Regions from separate parts of the Mus musculus genome. Here region 2 is linked to region 1. A link is a loop called in an ENCODE intact Hi-C map of the cell type or tissue named here. Cell type or tissue: heart. All regions are shown on one strand.

Region 1 (8,000 bases):
GCCAAGCAGCCTCTTGTTATGTGAAAAGCCTGGGAGAAGATGACTAAAGGGGGTCCGTCAGCTTTACCATTTCCAGCTCACTGGGGCATCAAGCCTGGTAGAGTGGAGGGAGGGGGATGCTATATCTCATGATTTCAGAAAATTCTATCTAAATCTACAACATGGCCAAGTCACTAAACTGTTTTCTTCTCCTCCAGACTGTCAGTCAAGGGAAAGGGCCCAAGAAAGTCCAGAAAAAGATTCCAGGAAAGTGGCAAATTCTCTAAGGAAAGACTATGCCCATCTGACCCATCTCCCTATGACCCAGCCAATGGCATAGGTGAAATTACCGATCATAGAACATATCTAATACCACGGTGCAAGAGGACCACATGGAAAGCATTCGAAGCTCTTCTAAAACACAGGCTCTTCTCGGGCTTTTGGCTTTCTTCACTCTGGATGCCTAGGTCTGGTTTCTGGGTGCTGTTCCTCTCTGTCTATTATCATCAACCTTCTCCTTAATAAATCAGCTCAAAGACACTGTCTTCTTGGTTCCTCTGATGAGAGCTTCCTGTTCTGTACAATACAACTCTGTTAGCCAGTGTATCCCTACCATGAATTCAACCTCACAGGAGCCAGCTCCAACCTTTATTGCTTGGCTGGGGATAGTGTTTGTTGCATTTAGGAAACTAGACCCAGCCATATGTGTTTGGATTCTTTCTACCTTAGAAATCTTGGCAAGAGAAGCCATGCATGTAGCATCCTCACTGGAGATGAACAAGACTCTGCAGTCTTCCCATGGTTCATCCAGATACTGCCCTAGAGAACTCGGGGCTTCTTTGCAGAGTAGAGGCCGTGCATTCTCACAGGGTGTGACTATGTAGTCAGGTGACTGAATGAGAGGGCTTAGGAAGGGAACATTCGAGGCACAGAGGGACACGTTAGCTTCTTACACGTGATATCACTTCCAGGGCAGCAGGGAAAGTTGGACCATGGACTGAGCCTCAGAATCCCACCTTAAAACCCAGTGGCCCAGTGCCTGCTAATCTGCTCTCAGACTCAACTGCACCATAAGTGGTGTCTCTGCTCAATAAAAGTCAAAACAATCTAACTCATTTCTTGATGACCCTTGGGTTGTAGCAAGGAGAGTATTGTTAATGTAAAAAGTGCCAATTGACTGCAGGGATCCCTTCCTATGGAAAGATACCAGATGGTCTGCATGTCATAATCTCAGACAAACTGGAATTTCCCAGGTGACAACTGGCCTATTTAATTGAATCTTTGGAGCTATGAGTTTACGAAGTCAATGTACTGGGGCAGCCCCAACCCTCTGATGACTTGTGTGGAAACTCATACGGTACACGGCCATTCTGGTGAATAAGAGTAAGGTTTGGGCTGCTCCAGGAGACCTGGCCCATCTTATATTATTTGGGTTCAGGAAGAATCAAAAGCAGACAGTAGAGACAGTGAGACAAGGTCAGAGAACATGAAGTCAAGATGACAGACGAACCTTGGTGGAGTAACCATATACTGGTGGCATAACCATATACTGGTGGTGTGACCACATACTGGTGGCCAGGAAAATGGACAGACAAGCACTAGGTGCCCATACACAGTGGGCACCAAGGTGAGAACACCCATGCTTGCCACCCATGGTGGTACTCTTCAAGCAGAGCAGCCAAGATTATGTTCAAGAAGGAAGAAGAGTTTTTCAAAAGACAAGGCCAGCATCTCCTCACCCTCTGTCCTGGATCTTTTCTGACTTTATCCTCAGAGATGGGTTAACAACCTCCTATCTGGTCATCAGGCATAAGACACACTGAATGGGTGCCAATGCTGGTGGGAGGCGAGGTGAGGTGTCAATGGAAGATCTGAGGGATGCTAGAAAGGGCAGAGTACCCCAGAGTTTTTATGGAGACCTCAATTCATCTCTATTAACCCTATAGAAACCTTGCTAAACAAGCCAGTCTGATTAAAGCCAGGATGTAGGAAGGGGCTGTGATACAAATGAAGGAACAACTTACACTGGCTAAATGCTGCTGGCTTTGCATTTGCAAACAGGCTCTCTCTGGAGTCCATCCCCAGCTTGTTTATCAGAGCTGAGACGGATTATCTCCTACAGCCTTTCCCTGGCCTTGCTCCAGACGCCTTCACCTAGACTGTCATAAACCCAGCGCGTTAGGGAACGGGAATCCAGTTCCATTCTGAATGGAATGTTGTCACCTCGTGCTTATACATATTTATAGGTTAAGTTAATAACCTGAAGGATTTTCTATACCCCTAGAGTTTTACTTGGGAGGCAGCCACTGGATGGGGAAACTGGAAGCCATGTTTTCTTTTCAATAATGCTTACATCACCACTAGGAATCCTGTTTCCTCAGTTCAGAGGTGGCACAGCATGCAGCGCCCTGGCACACGTGCTTCCTGTCTGCTTTACACCCTGCCTCAGGAGGCTACCTACCAGACATCAAATCCCACGGGTGGTGGGACCTGGACAAGAACGGCAGGCTGTGAGAAGCAGAGACCTGATACACTTTGTGCAAGGGACGTCCCTGGTCTGGTTCTGTGCCTGGCTTGGATCACACCAATCAGTCTCGGCATTTCTGGGCTCTGTATGCTCATTGCTTTCCTGTCAGAGTGGGCCCTGGTCCTCTGCATCCCAGTCATGAGAGCAGCATGCTGGCTCTGGTGAAAGCTGCTCTCCTTCTGTGTGTCTGCACAGTGCCCCAGTGTTCTCTGTCTCTGCTGCTTTAGACTTCAGTGAGAGCCTCAACTAAGGCTCCAGAGTCCCAGGCCCACAGGAGTGCATGGCACCCTTCAGCAAGGGCCTGTGAGGGGAAATGGCTTGACTCTAGGAAAATGTCAAACTTCTCAGCGAAGGGCGCACATGCTATCGTGGTAAAATGTGTAGGGAAGAAGTCAGCATGAAAAGAAAATGAGGATGTTGAGTTGAGGCGGAAGAGAAGCTGTGCTAATATGCAAAAGGTAGAGTCCCATTTGATGGCAGCAGCTATGGCAGGAGGAAATAAATGGTAGTCACTGTGACTGAACATGCAGGTTACAAAACACCCTTCCTGACAGGGCACAAGGAGCAGACTCCCTGTGTACTATGAAGCAAAAACTGTGTGTGAGGAGTGACTCCTGCCCCAGTGTGAATAAATAGGTCACTTCAGTGGGTGGGCAGTCAAGACAGATGCTGAAGTCACAGGCCTGAGCCAAGCTTGGGCCCGGTACAGTCATGGGCTGTGGGAACTAAAAAAGGGGGCCCTGGGGAAGAGGGGGAAGGGAAAAGGCCCACACCCCGCCAGAGTTCCACCTATACGCTGGTCAGTCAGGTGTGGGAGGGCTGCTAACTATCTTCCACTCATCCCTGGGTGGGCATTCCTCTATCCCACTCTTCAGGGGGTGGCCAAGGTGCAGCCCTACCTGGGGAGCCCCGGAGCTACCTTGCTAAAGCCCCAGGGTTATAGGAGAGAGAGATGAGGGCGGTGGATCTTGATGAGCAGAGACTCTCTATGGTTTTAAGAGATTTATTATAGAAATGCAGGGAGAAAGAGAGAAGGGAGAGAGAGAGAGAGAGAGAGAGAGAGAGAGAGAGAGAGAGAGAGAGGAGAAAGGCTAGAGAGAAAGAGAGTAAGAGGGAGAGAGAAGAGGAGAAGACAGAGAAAAGAGAGGAGAGAAGACAAAGAGAAAGGGGGTGAGAGTGAGGGGTAAAAAGCAAGAGAGACGTAAGAGCATAAGAGGTAAGAGAGCAAGCAGGGGCTGAATAGCCCTTTTTATGGTCTTTACTGTTGCTAGGTAACTGGGGAGGAGTTTAGCCTGAAGATCAGAAGCTTGGGCCATTGCCTATGTGACTTCTAGCCATGCTTCTCTTGTGGGGGCTGTGGGGGGCAGTAACTTAGGCAGGAGCCAGAGTTCTAGGAGCATGAGGGAACGCCTACCATTCATGAAGGTGAATTATCACCACCGGGGTTCAAACCTCAGCTCAACTGGAGACCAGCCTGCAATTCCCCACCATGGGCAGAGGGATAGGTGGTTGGCACATGCCCATGACTCCCCAGCCCACTGTCACCCAGATTATATGCTAGGCTATCTTGAAATAGGGTCATCTCCTCACACACATTCCTGTAACTATATTTCTTCAGGGAGAGCCCAACAAGCAAGGTTCTCCTCTTAGGATTCCCCAATCTGAGCCGATGAGAACCCATTTGTCTCAAACTCACACACTCAGCATCTGACTAGGACCCTAGGCTCTCCCTTGCAGAGGTGTTGGGCAAGCTCACGCAGTTCAGGTACTTATAGAGTCCACTCGAACACATAGGAACTGGTCAGTCAGGGGGCTGAATTTTTATAAGCATATTCCACACTAAGGAGTGCATCAGGCAGGTACTACCAGATGCCTTCATATGCAGCTTAAAGTCCCAGTGCAGATGCTGGCCTACAGCCCAGGGGCCTGGTGAGCTCATATAACAGTCCTGAAGAATGTTGAGAGTCCGGGTTGCTCTGACAACAGGAATCCAATAGTGATAACGTAGTTTCAGGATGAGTGCCCAGTAGCCCTCTTTTTTGACCTTTGTTGGCCACAAATCATCATATACAACAGGACAAACCTACACACGGGGACTGACGGGCTTAGGGACAGCATGGCTGAACTTTCTCAGTACCATGTCTGTTCTTGCTCTTTAAAGACGGGACATAAAGCACAGCCGGTGCAGCTGGTGACGGGCCTCCCTCATCACTTCACGTCCCCTGAGAAGCATGCAGTGCATGTAGTTGTGTTGGGCCATACAACCAGCCTGATGGCCTGGACAATAATTCCATTAAGCAAGTGTCTGACAACCCACAATCTGTTTGTTAGCTCTGGGCCTCTTAATGGAGGGGTGAGCAAGAGATGAGGTGTATATCTGTAAGGTGAAGATATGCAGTCTGGTGGAGGAGGTAGGCATGAGTGGCCTGCACAGGACCGAGGTGGTGGGGACATGCACACACTGCCTGCTTGGGTTCCAGGCAGTAGAAACATGCATACACTGCTTGTGTTGGTTCTGGACCCAGTTATTGACTGCTTCTAAGAAAACTGGGACTCTTAAGACACTGCACAAAACCTCATGACAGGTCAACTAGGAATTTGCTACCAAGCTGAAGGATGCACTATTTGCCTTTAATATGTAAAGAGTGAAGACGAAAAAATAAAATTACCAAAGGCCAATGCCAAGGTAAAAAACTCAGACTCCTGAGGGCAACAATATGTGGCTGGACCCAACTTTCAGTGCATGTAGTTCTGTTGGGTCACAGCACCTCAAGCTAACCCTGCTGTCCCTGTTCCCCACGAGCCCTGCAGAGCACAAGCATGATGTAAGCTAGGAATTCTCTGGATTCCCAGTCAGCTCCTCAGCTGCCTAGGAGCTGATCCAGGACACTGTGCAGCCCTGCAGAGCTCCCCTGCCTCCAGGTCTACACGATCATGCTCCACAATGCATCTGAATGATTGTTTTGATAAACTGTGATTACTCACTTCTCAGCCCCAAGGGAGTAACCCAAGTTCCTCAGCCGGGCAAAGTCTGATTCCGGAAGATTCCCACCTTTAAAGTGTGTCTGAGCACTAGGTGTGACTTCTGTCTGCTTAAGACTCCCCACAGACTCTTGCTTTGGTACTTAAAAGGTCACTCCAAGCATGAGAGCTTGTGTGAAAACAGTGGTGAGAACCTGAAACTGGTCCTACTGGGTGCTTCTGGGAAGGCCTCAGAATACACAGGCCAAGAGTGGCTTCCAGGAATCTCCACCTCATGCCTAGACTTTGCCAAATTCCTACAGCCACGATCTCAGAGGCGGAGGAAACACTGTCTTCACTGAAGGACACACGAGTGCTTCCCAGAAACTCTTCCACCTGCAGCTATAGGCACCAGCTCTGATAGAAAAAACAATCTCTTATAAGCATCACCTGCCAATAAAAATGCGTATGGCCAATGAGCTGAGGCAGGAAATAGGAGGTAGGACATCCAGAGAGAATTCTGGGAAATAATTGGAGGCACTGGAGATTTATGCCACAGTGCTGAGGAGACAGATATAAACCAGCTGGCAGCTCAACTCAGGTGAGAATAAACAGAAAAATGACTTACAAGCTAGTTGGAGAATAAGCCAAAGCTTATAGCCTAGATATTCATTAATAATTAGTCTCAGGGTTGTTATTTCTGGGAATTAAATAGTTGGAAGGAAAATCTAGATTTTACAGACCCTCAAGTGTCCTCTTCTCCCTTTGTGAGCTGTAGAGGGGTAGGTATGGCTGTCAACAGGGAAGGGCAGGGGTTGATGGGCTGTAGCCCAGCTCCTTGTTGATTCTCTAGGCACAAAACAACTGCCTACTTCTACTAACTTAGAAGCTATATGGCTTCCCAGATGCCATGCATAGAGGATGCTGGGGTGGCAAGTTCTGGGGAGCCAGTCTGTGCAAAAAGAGTATGTGTCTCAAGAATTAAAAGTATGGCAACATACATCTCATGGCCAGAGCAGAGCAATGGGCAGCGGTGGCACTGTGGGTATGTCTATATCCGGGTGTCTGCTTTATTCCTCTCATTACTCCAGAAAGAATTCTCCATTAGAAAAATTGCAGAGATAAAATTCCCACCATTACATTGAATGAGCAAGTTGCCTGCTTTGCTCCAGGGAAGGTGAGCGGTAATTACTATCTAGCAAGATGGTGTGAAGTGACAGCCAGCCTCTCTGCTGAGCATGTCAGTGTGCCCCAGAGGTGTCCTGACATGACAGTTATCACAAGGTCCTCAAGCTTTGAGCACCTCTTTGACTTCATGAGACCCTGATGACAAGACGGCCGAGTGGGGACTGAGGAAAGCATCAACTGTTGTCTGGGGACAAGAGGATCCCACAGGCTCAAGAAACCGATTAGATAGGAAGAACCCACGGGAAAAGATAGACCAGCAGTGCCACCCGCCAGCAGCAGCGTCCTCAATCATTCCAGGAATTTCTGAAAGTCAATTAGCACATAAGGGGCAGCCTTATCACCCTTTGTCAGACAGAGACTCCATGTCACTGCGACTGCCTGCCCTCAGTTTGACAAGCTAAAACAAAACTAGGATGAAATATTAAATCTTGTTCAAGGAAAACAATCTAGAAATTTCCAGGCCCTGCTATTTGTTCATTATAAACCATGCTTCCTTCCATTTTTGGCTATCCAGGAGCGTCCCGTTCGCCTGTCACTGGTCTATACAGGTGGGCACTGAGGTCTTGGCCTGAAGAACGTTATCAAAAGAATATAATCCAGTTTTTGCTTCCAGCAGGGTCTTTTCATAACCCTGCCTGCTATAGCTGTAGCCCCAGATGCCTGCCTGGATCACCTCAGGGAGCTGGGTGCGGCTGTCTCCACCCATGGACTTTCTCTAGCAGGGGACTGCCAACCGCCCAATGCCTGTGCCTTCCCCCTGAGGGGCCTGACTCGGCATGGTTGGGGATCAGCTGAGATATTCTTCTAATGAATCCGGACAATAGCTTCCCAGAATTCTACCCAAGCCTGCTCAGGTACTCAGGTGTCAACAGAGATCGTAACAACCACCAGTCTTTGTTTGTTCTACCAGTCTCTCAGTCTTTCTAATTATGTCTGTCTGTCTCTGTCTCTGTCTCTCTCTGTCTCTCTGTCTCTCTCTCTTTCTCTCTCTCTCTCACACACACACACACACACACACACACACACTCACACACACACACACATACAAACACACACACTGTAGGAAAGGAACAACTCACATTGCCAAAGAGGGGTAATATCCTGATCAGCTCTTGATTTAAAACACAGGGTGGGTACTGGGGGTGAAACTTGATTTCAGATCACAGAAAACGATTTAGTAGGAGTGAGAAGAAAGGCAGCAAAGGAAAACAAACACTGTCTGAGTGGCTTCACTCAGTGAGGCGAGGCAGCAGCCAACGTGACAGGCTAATAGTGTCACCTCGCTTCCCAGCTCACCAGCCTGGGACATGTGCCACCTGAAGGTTGTCACCACCCTCTGGAATCC
Region 2 (8,000 bases), 140 kb after region 1:
TGTGCCGAGGGGCAGATGAACCACCCCGACTCCTCATCCCAAGTGTGCATGGGAGACTGTCTGTGATGACCAGTACAAGGGTCAGGGCTTGGCCACAGGCCGCTATACACAGCGTTGCTCAGAGCTCTGCCCACCGCTCTGACAGGTCATCTGCTGCCCACCTCAGTGAACACCTACTTGCCCTCATCCTCCCAAAGTGATGGTGCTGCCAGGCACCCAGCCCCTGTGGCTGAAAGACGCCTCTGCACTTGCTTCATGCTGTCCACATGTGAGATCTGTTGCTGTCACCTGGTACCTGTGAACAGCACTCAGTGCTGGGTGCTACACTTCTATGTGTGTCTGACTCGCTGTGATTCCCTAGAAACAAGGTGTGACTGCCAACTGGATTGTCTCTGGTGTCAGACAAGAGACACATCTCTGGGTGGATCTGTATGGGTACCTTACAGAGGTGAGCGTGGGAAAAACCCTCCCCCAGAGCGGGAAGGCAACCCAGATATAAGAAATGTCAGGGAAAGCCGTGCCCCTTGCCTGCCTGCCTTCCCTTCTTGCTAGTGAGTGCATCTGTGCTGTTACTTCTGGCTTTCTGCTATTAGAACCCAGATTCTCAGCCTTCCCATGTGAACTGTAGACTAGAGATTGTCCTCCAGGCCTTCAGCACCAGGGTGGGATGTCAAGGCATTCAGTATGATAGACGGAGAAACTACCAGGTTCTCAGCCTCTCCAGTTTGCAGACAGTGTCTACTACATAAGACAATCTAATAAACCTATATATATATATATATATATAGGTTTATTACATTTTGTACATATATATGTGTGTGTGTGTATATGTATGTATGTATATGTATATACACACACACATATATACATATATATAGTGTGTATATGTATATCTATATACATATATGTGTGTGTACATGTATATGTATGTGTGTGTAGATACATGCATATATAAGTATATACGTATGTGTATATGTGTATATAAATATACATTGAAAGGGATTTATTATATACATATATTTGTGTATATGTGTACATATATAAATATATATGTATATATATATATATTCATACTACTGGTTCTATTTCTCTACAGAACTCAAGAGCTCCTGATGTGTCCTGGGTTGAGGGAGAGGTGCAAGTTGATAGACAGTGACAAAGAACAAGCCGTGGCTCCACAGGGCTCCCATCTCCAGGTATGAGCTGGCCTGAAAAGGTAAGTCCTCTCTGTCCTCTACAGAGATGCTTCAGCCTGAGTCAAGCAGGCCCAGGAGGCTCTGCCCAGCATGTGATTTCCAATACTACTACCAAACCTACAAGGGTCTGAGGAGACACCGGAGAACCATGACCAGGCTGTTGTCCCCAGTGCTCAGGAAAATCCCCATTCAACTTGCTCACAGACAAATGCATATCTGGAAGCCATGCCTAGATGGTTATATTACATAATAACTAACTTCTGGAAATAACTGACTTTGTATGTCTGCCCAGACATGATGATTTCAGCACCCAACACAGGGGATTAAGAGCTTAACAGAATTTTAATCCAGTCTCTCTAATCCAGAGGGCAGGAACCGAGACCTGGTTTTGTTTCTGTCACTCACATGACAGATGTCTAAAACTGTTGATTTGATTCCATCTAGATACTGACTTACCTTGGTTGACTCATCCCTTTTCTGTAGGTGATAATAGTTTAGGCTTCTGTTGGCTTCCCAGTTGTATTTCTGTGAGCTCAAATGTTATTTTTTCCAGTAAAGTGTCTCTGACAATCAGCTAGTGAAATGACGCTGACTTCTCCAATCCCTCGTCTCAGTCCACACGGGCAGCAGGTTTCTCCTGGACTGCCTCCCCAGGTGTGACTGTGTTAGGGTCCTGCCGCCTGTGAGGCAGGCGAGTATCCTCCAGTGGAGTGAGTGGGGCATGCAAGTTGGGCCGAAACACAGTGGATCAGAATTCCATGTATTTTCACATGCTAAGCACACAGCATCAATCCAAGGCTTAAAGTATGGGTTTCCAAAGACTGATTTTAGCCTTGGACTCAGATCCCTTTTTTTAAAGAACCCTTGCCTAGAAACTTAAACAGACAGAAGTGATAAACAGAGGTTTGCTGAGATGGCCTGGCTGGAATTCAGGCTTTTGCTCCTCCCAGGGGAACTTGGGGGCTATGAGGAAACTTTGAGGGAGAAAGGTGCCACAGGCCTGAGAAGCTCAGCTGTGGGTGTCACCTAAGCAGGCAAGAGCACTGTGCCTAAATAGCTCTACAGTGCTTGCTACACAGAAGACGAACTCCCTGGATAGTGGCCCCTATTCTCTTGAGCTGTCCCTCGGCTTGTCATGCTGCCATCGACCTACATTACCACTGAAGACAGAAGGATAGGCTACCGTATTGCTGTGGATACTTCCCTGTCTACGGTGGCTCTCACAGGGCAGATCCTCAAAGTTCCCCATCAGCACCACTGTCCAATCCCATCATGCTGGTATTTGGTAAAAGACCACATAAGAAAGAGGCATGGACACTAACACCCTGTACCCCAGGTCACAGTGTGCACACACATACTGGAATCTTGTGTGTCCCCACAAACAGGAGGAATCTTGGGAGTCCGCACTCAGATGCACAGAGAATCCTGGATCCCTAACTACCTGAAGACACAGGAACAGCCCAGAACCAGCTCAGAATTTAGACATGTGTGAGCATTCAAGTCAAGGGCAGGCCAAAATAGGCCTGTAGTGTTTTGTTTAGTTTTGCTTAAAAATATATATATCTATATCTGACAAGTTAAAACTAGACAGAAATATGCCTGAGGTTACCCAGCTGCAAGGAGCCTGGCGGATCACGGGTGAGATGCTGTCCAATGTTCATGTCATTAGCGATAGTTTCTCTGCTGTGAAGGAAGGCACTCGGTTTTGTTTGTGTCTGCTTTTCCTCCTGGTGCGGTTTGTGTTTGTGTTTGTGCCCCAGGAACGAATGCTTCTGGATTCTGGAGACAGAGAGCTGGCCCCCAGAGGCCCTTGTTTGAATGGGACTCTGCCTTCACTCGGTGGGGAAGCTGTTGGAGGAAGATCCCAATCAGAGCTGCAGATCAGCCGGGTGTGCTGCAAGCCCAGCCAGGTTCTGGGAACGGCTGCCAGGCCTTGGCTGAGACTTGCTGCCAGGTTTCTGCCCTCACTATCCTCTGAGGACATTTGATCAGCAACCGTGGCCAATGTCGAGTGTCCACAGAAACCCCAGCCAAACATGGGGACTCCCGTGTCTCACAGCTGGGACTCTGCTTGTCTCACATCCCCTGTGTATGTGTGTAGTGCTTTTCTGGTTCACATGGACCTGGCAGAGAGCAGAGAGCACTCACTGGCTTGACTGTGGTTCTGTTCAGAGCCCCAAAGTGGATTATGGGCTCACTTGGAGAAGAAAGGGTGACAGTTTTCAGTTTCAGTGACCTGAGGCTACTTGTTCCACTTGGTTTCTACCAAGGAGAAGGAGTGGCTATGAAGAGCTTGTGAAGTGGCCCACATACCTGGCAAGCTCACCTCACTAGGCACACCTGGCCTGGCAGGTGCCCTGCAGACCACCTAGCCACGGTGACCAATGCTTGCAGGTGCAGGCAGCTTGGAGATGGTTCCTAGGCTGTGTAGAGCTGAAGTTAAAGGGCGGAGTCGGCTTGGGTCTGAGCGCTTCCCAACTACCTTGCAGGCTGGCCTCAGAGCTCTCCTTCTCACTTGCTGGTTCTTAACATCTCAGGATGGGCCTTAATCAGTGATCTGTTTCATTTCCTAGCAGTGAAGCAAACGCTTTTCCTAGGAGGTTCAACCAGGACCCTGAATGTTATGCCCTGCTCTTGATGGCCAGGGGACATCCAGGCCTGTCGGATAAAGCAGAATACAGATAGCCTCTATCTTTCCTCTCGAACATGAACACTCAGAATAAAATAAGGTCTCCAAACAGTCTCTTGGTGCCTTGGGGGCCACACTGGTCACATCTCCAAGGATGCAGCCATCCTTCCATACTGTCTCAGGGCACAGCCATCCTGGGATCTAGGTCCACTTGCTCTGTCTGCCACTGAGATTCCCCCCCCCCCCCCGCAACACACACACACCTGGTTCCTTGCTTCCTAGGCTCCTATGTAAGCCCCTTCATGCAATAGACAACTTCATGCAGTAGATGGGGTGTTGGGGACCTCTCCAAGGGGAGTTAAGGGAAAACCTTGTTCTCTTATGTGTGCTCCAGATTCAGAAATATATAAACTCATTCCTCGAATTGTCAGAGCCCACCCTGGCTGTGGCTACCTGGCCCTCAGGTTAGATCTGAAGCCAGCTCGCCCTCCACAGACACTGTTGTGAGTTCTTGACAGTGGCCTCAGTTATTTGAGTATTCGGGCTATTTTTCACATAACTCTGGTTTGATTAAAACCCAAATACATTTGGCCAACCACGTTTCCCTTTAATTTTTCAGCAGATATTTATTTTAAGGGAAATATAAGCCATGTATTACCAATTCCCCTTGTTGCGGCCTCCAAGCCAGCCGTTGGTGGTTGGGGGCCCCTGCCAGTGCCCTAGACTGTCCCTGAAAGTCCCGTTCAGGGGAGACAGCCACCCACTACACAGCCATGCACAGAACCCACAGTGAACGGCCTGTAGTCCTCTGATACGTGCTGGGTGCGGATGTGTGTCAGTTCTGAACAGGACTGAGATTTTGTTGTTGTAACTTATAACCCATGATTTGTGAGTGGTTTTAGACTAGGAAAAACATGTTTTTGCTGCTCTGACTGACGGAGATCTCAAGTCTGAGGGAACGATCTGACATTCCCAGACCCGGTCATCTACAGAAAACTTTCCAGGACCCCATTCTCTTTCTGTCCTGAGCTACTGGCTGATCTACTGACGAGAGGGAGAATGGGAGGCGAACATGTCATTGAAAATGTTCGATCCTCTTTATGCATCTCTGGGGAATGGTGCAGCCAATGTGGAAATCAGTGGAGGGGGCTCTTACAAAAACTAAAAATAGAACTTTCCAGATTAGCCTGTTATACCCCTCCTTAGTAAGACCCAATGCCGACGTGTCTTAGAGATACTTGCAAATATTCATGTGTTCACTGCAGCACTGCTCATGCTGGCCAAGTTTATTATGGTCAACCTAGATGCCCATGACAGATGTGGGCGAGATGTACCACAGATGTGGGCGAGATGTACCACAGATGCACAATAGGGTTTTATTTAGCCATAAAGAAAGAAGTATTTGTGGGAAAATGGGTGCGACTGGCGATCACTGTACCAAAGAAAATGAGTCAGATTCGGAAAGATACATATCATATCTTTCTTTTCTCGTCTGTGAGTAATAGGATTTATACAGACACACAGAATCACACATACATGTAGAACATGGGAATAAAAATAATGCTAGGGTGACAAAGGGGATGGCAGGAGAAGAAGGGGGAGGAGGAGAGATGCTTGACATATCTGAAATATTATTGAGAAGGACTTTGTATAACACATCGGCATGTATTCATGTATAGTGAATTTTAAATAATAGTTTAAAATTTTTTCAAGCCAGGCATGGTGGCGCACACAATTTAATCCCAGCACTCAGGAGTCAGAGGCACTCAGATCTCTGAGATTGAGGCCAGCCTGGTCTACAGAGTGAGTTCCAGGACAGCCAGGGCTATACAGAGAAACTGCCATGAAAAAAAAAAAATGAAGCTCACAGAAATTTCCTTTCTAAGCCAACCACGACAGCAACATCATTTCCTCAAAAGGAAAACACAAAGCTCTCTTTAATCAGCTTGCCATTACTCATTACTGTAACAAAAAACCTGAGACAATTAGCTTGTGAAGAGAAAGGTTTACTGTGTCTCGTGGTTTTAATAGTTCCAGCCCACGCTTGGATGGACTCAGCTTTTGGGGCATTTCGGGTACTGATAGGGAAAATGAGACAGAAGAAACTTCACATCCAGGAGGCCAACAGAGAGGAGGAAAATCCCAGAGACCCGTGGGATTTTCTCCGCAGGCCATGCCCTCGGCATCTAAGGGCCAGTTAGTCTATCTCTATCTTCTTCTACTTCCCAGTGGCACTGCCGTGAGGAGCCTTTGACACGCACCCAATGGGGGATACCAGACACCTAAATACAGCATTTTATTGCTATCCCCAAAGGCTCATGTCCATCTCACAGTGCAAAAGACCCTCAGTCCATCCCAGGATTATCCAAGTCTCACCTGTTCAGTGTCACCCCAAGGGACACGTCTGAAGACTCCCTTGAGATTCCAGACAAACTTGACCAGGAGCCCCTGTAACAAACCTTCGACACCCAGATTCATACTCTAAAAATGAAGAATAGAGAGAAGCAGAGAGGAGGTACCAGGCCAAGACTGAAACTCAGCAAGGAAAACATAACTTGAAGTCATAGTCTCCATGGCAACTTCTAAGGATCATGATCATGGGCCATGAACTCTGAGGAACTCCACCCTTACAACATGGCTGGTTGCAACACACATGACTGCTCTCCCAGGCAGGCTTCCCACGCTATCGATAGTTTTCCAAACACATGCTTCATATTCCTGGGTCTCCACTGTCCTATTGATGACTGCACGGATCATCTCTGATCCTGCCACACACTGCCCTGGCATCGAGAGCATTTCCTTGAAATCCCACTGGAAGCCTCTGACAGCATAACAACTCGTACCCTCTGCCCATCTGCAGAACCAGTATGGTGGAGACGATTGTGAGGTGTGCTTGAACCAACAGGTATGCTTGAGCCATATTTATGGTACCCTTGGGACATTTCACGGGCTGAGCAGAAGGAAGTGGATCTGAATCCAAGGACAGTTCTGGGCATGCAGAACACTCCAGGGCTCTTTGGGTTGGGGGTGGGGGAATCTGCCCTGGAAAAATCTCTGAAACACATTTGCATTTCTACACTTCTGAGCCTCTGGTAAAGGCCTGGAGCACTTGGGTGCTTTATGTTGAACTGTTGACTGTACCTGCCCTGGATAGAACAAAAATAGACACTTCTTTCTTGGCCGTGCCACAGGTTTTCCAGATCCTGCTATTCTGCTCCCCCTTTGATGCTGATCCTCACTTATAAAGTTGGCTAAAGAAGAGTTACACTCACTCATCTGTCTGGACACTGTGCTGCCTTCGAATTCTCTCCACCAGAGGAGTTGTCTGTCACCTTTTAAGCTCAGTCTTAACAAGTCCCAGGACACGGACAAAATGCAATCATTTTTTTATGTTGTAGTACAAATACGGATAGCCTCTTTATAGTTCCCAGGAGACTGTTCTGTTCATGTTCATCTGAAACCTCATCAAGATGGCCTCTACTGTCTACATTTTCTTCTACATTCTGTTCTGAGCTTGCGCAGAATTGCCAATACAGTCTCCTCAATGTGCTCCAGGTTTTTCTGGCTGCTCCTTTGAGGCCCTCCAAGCTCCCCCTATAAAGCAAAGCCTCCTCCATCTTGCCAATATAGCTGTACCAATGATCTCACTCCTGACACCGATTCTTTATATTAATCAGATAGACCAAGATACCTAAAATAATGAACTTATGAAAATGTTTATTTTCAATGATGGTTTGAAAGGTCTAGTCCAAAATTGGGAATACCCACCCTTTAATGAGCCAGAAAACAACAGAGAGAGGGGGGAGAGAGAAGAGAGTCAGGGAAGAGAGAGAGAGAGAGAGATCAGAGCCTCATAGTCCCTTAAAGACAGGGAAAAGCTAAAGACCCGTTATGTCTTTTGTAGGTGCTATTACAAGCACATGACAGTGACAGCTGGGCAGTCGTCATGCCAGGCGTCCATGAAGACTCCCAGCGAGTCAGCCCGGTGTGGGCTCACTTGTGTCCCACAGCCCTACCGTTTACAAGAGCTTGGCTGGTATAACTGTGACCACAGTGTGACTCATTGCTCCTTTATTGGCTCCTGTTTTATTTCAACAGCCGTCACTCATGGTCGTCTTCCGTGCCCACAGCCAACCCTCTATAAGTAGGAAATGTGCTAAGTGAGGATCCTCAGG

Evidence for each region. Hi-C counts contacts between places; a loop is a spot of excess contacts. Peaks named below come from ENCODE experiments on the same cell type or tissue, not always from the same donor. Only the 100,000 strongest peaks of a DNase experiment are listed, where the experiment ranks them.
Region 2: it touches region 1 in a loop (2.4-fold over the local background); 3 of 42 quality-filtered maps call a loop at or near these places.

The regions. Positions count from the first base shown.
Region 1 is chr17:14,381,631-14,389,630 of GRCm38, reverse strand. All of the region lies in intron 9 of Smoc2 (SPARC related modular calcium binding 2), which reads right to left. It overlaps 4930474M22Rik (RIKEN cDNA 4930474M22 gene), which reads left to right. Exons shown (of 3, transcript NR_027986.1): 3 at 198-524. Among named protein-coding and RNA genes, the nearest start is that of 4930474M22Rik, 13 kb to the left of the region's middle. In heart, no CTCF peak of the experiment used is centred here; a DNase peak (open chromatin) is centred at 4,430; H3K27me3 peaks cover 7,285 bases.
Region 2 is chr17:14,239,978-14,247,977 of GRCm38, reverse strand. Gm34772 (a long non-coding RNA gene) reads left to right here. Exons shown (of 4, transcript XR_385416.3): 4 at 1,097-1,560. Among named protein-coding and RNA genes, the nearest start is that of Gm34567, 5.7 kb to the left of the region's middle. In heart, no CTCF peak of the experiment used is centred here; a DNase peak (open chromatin) is centred at 3,177; H3K27me3 peaks cover 4,388 bases.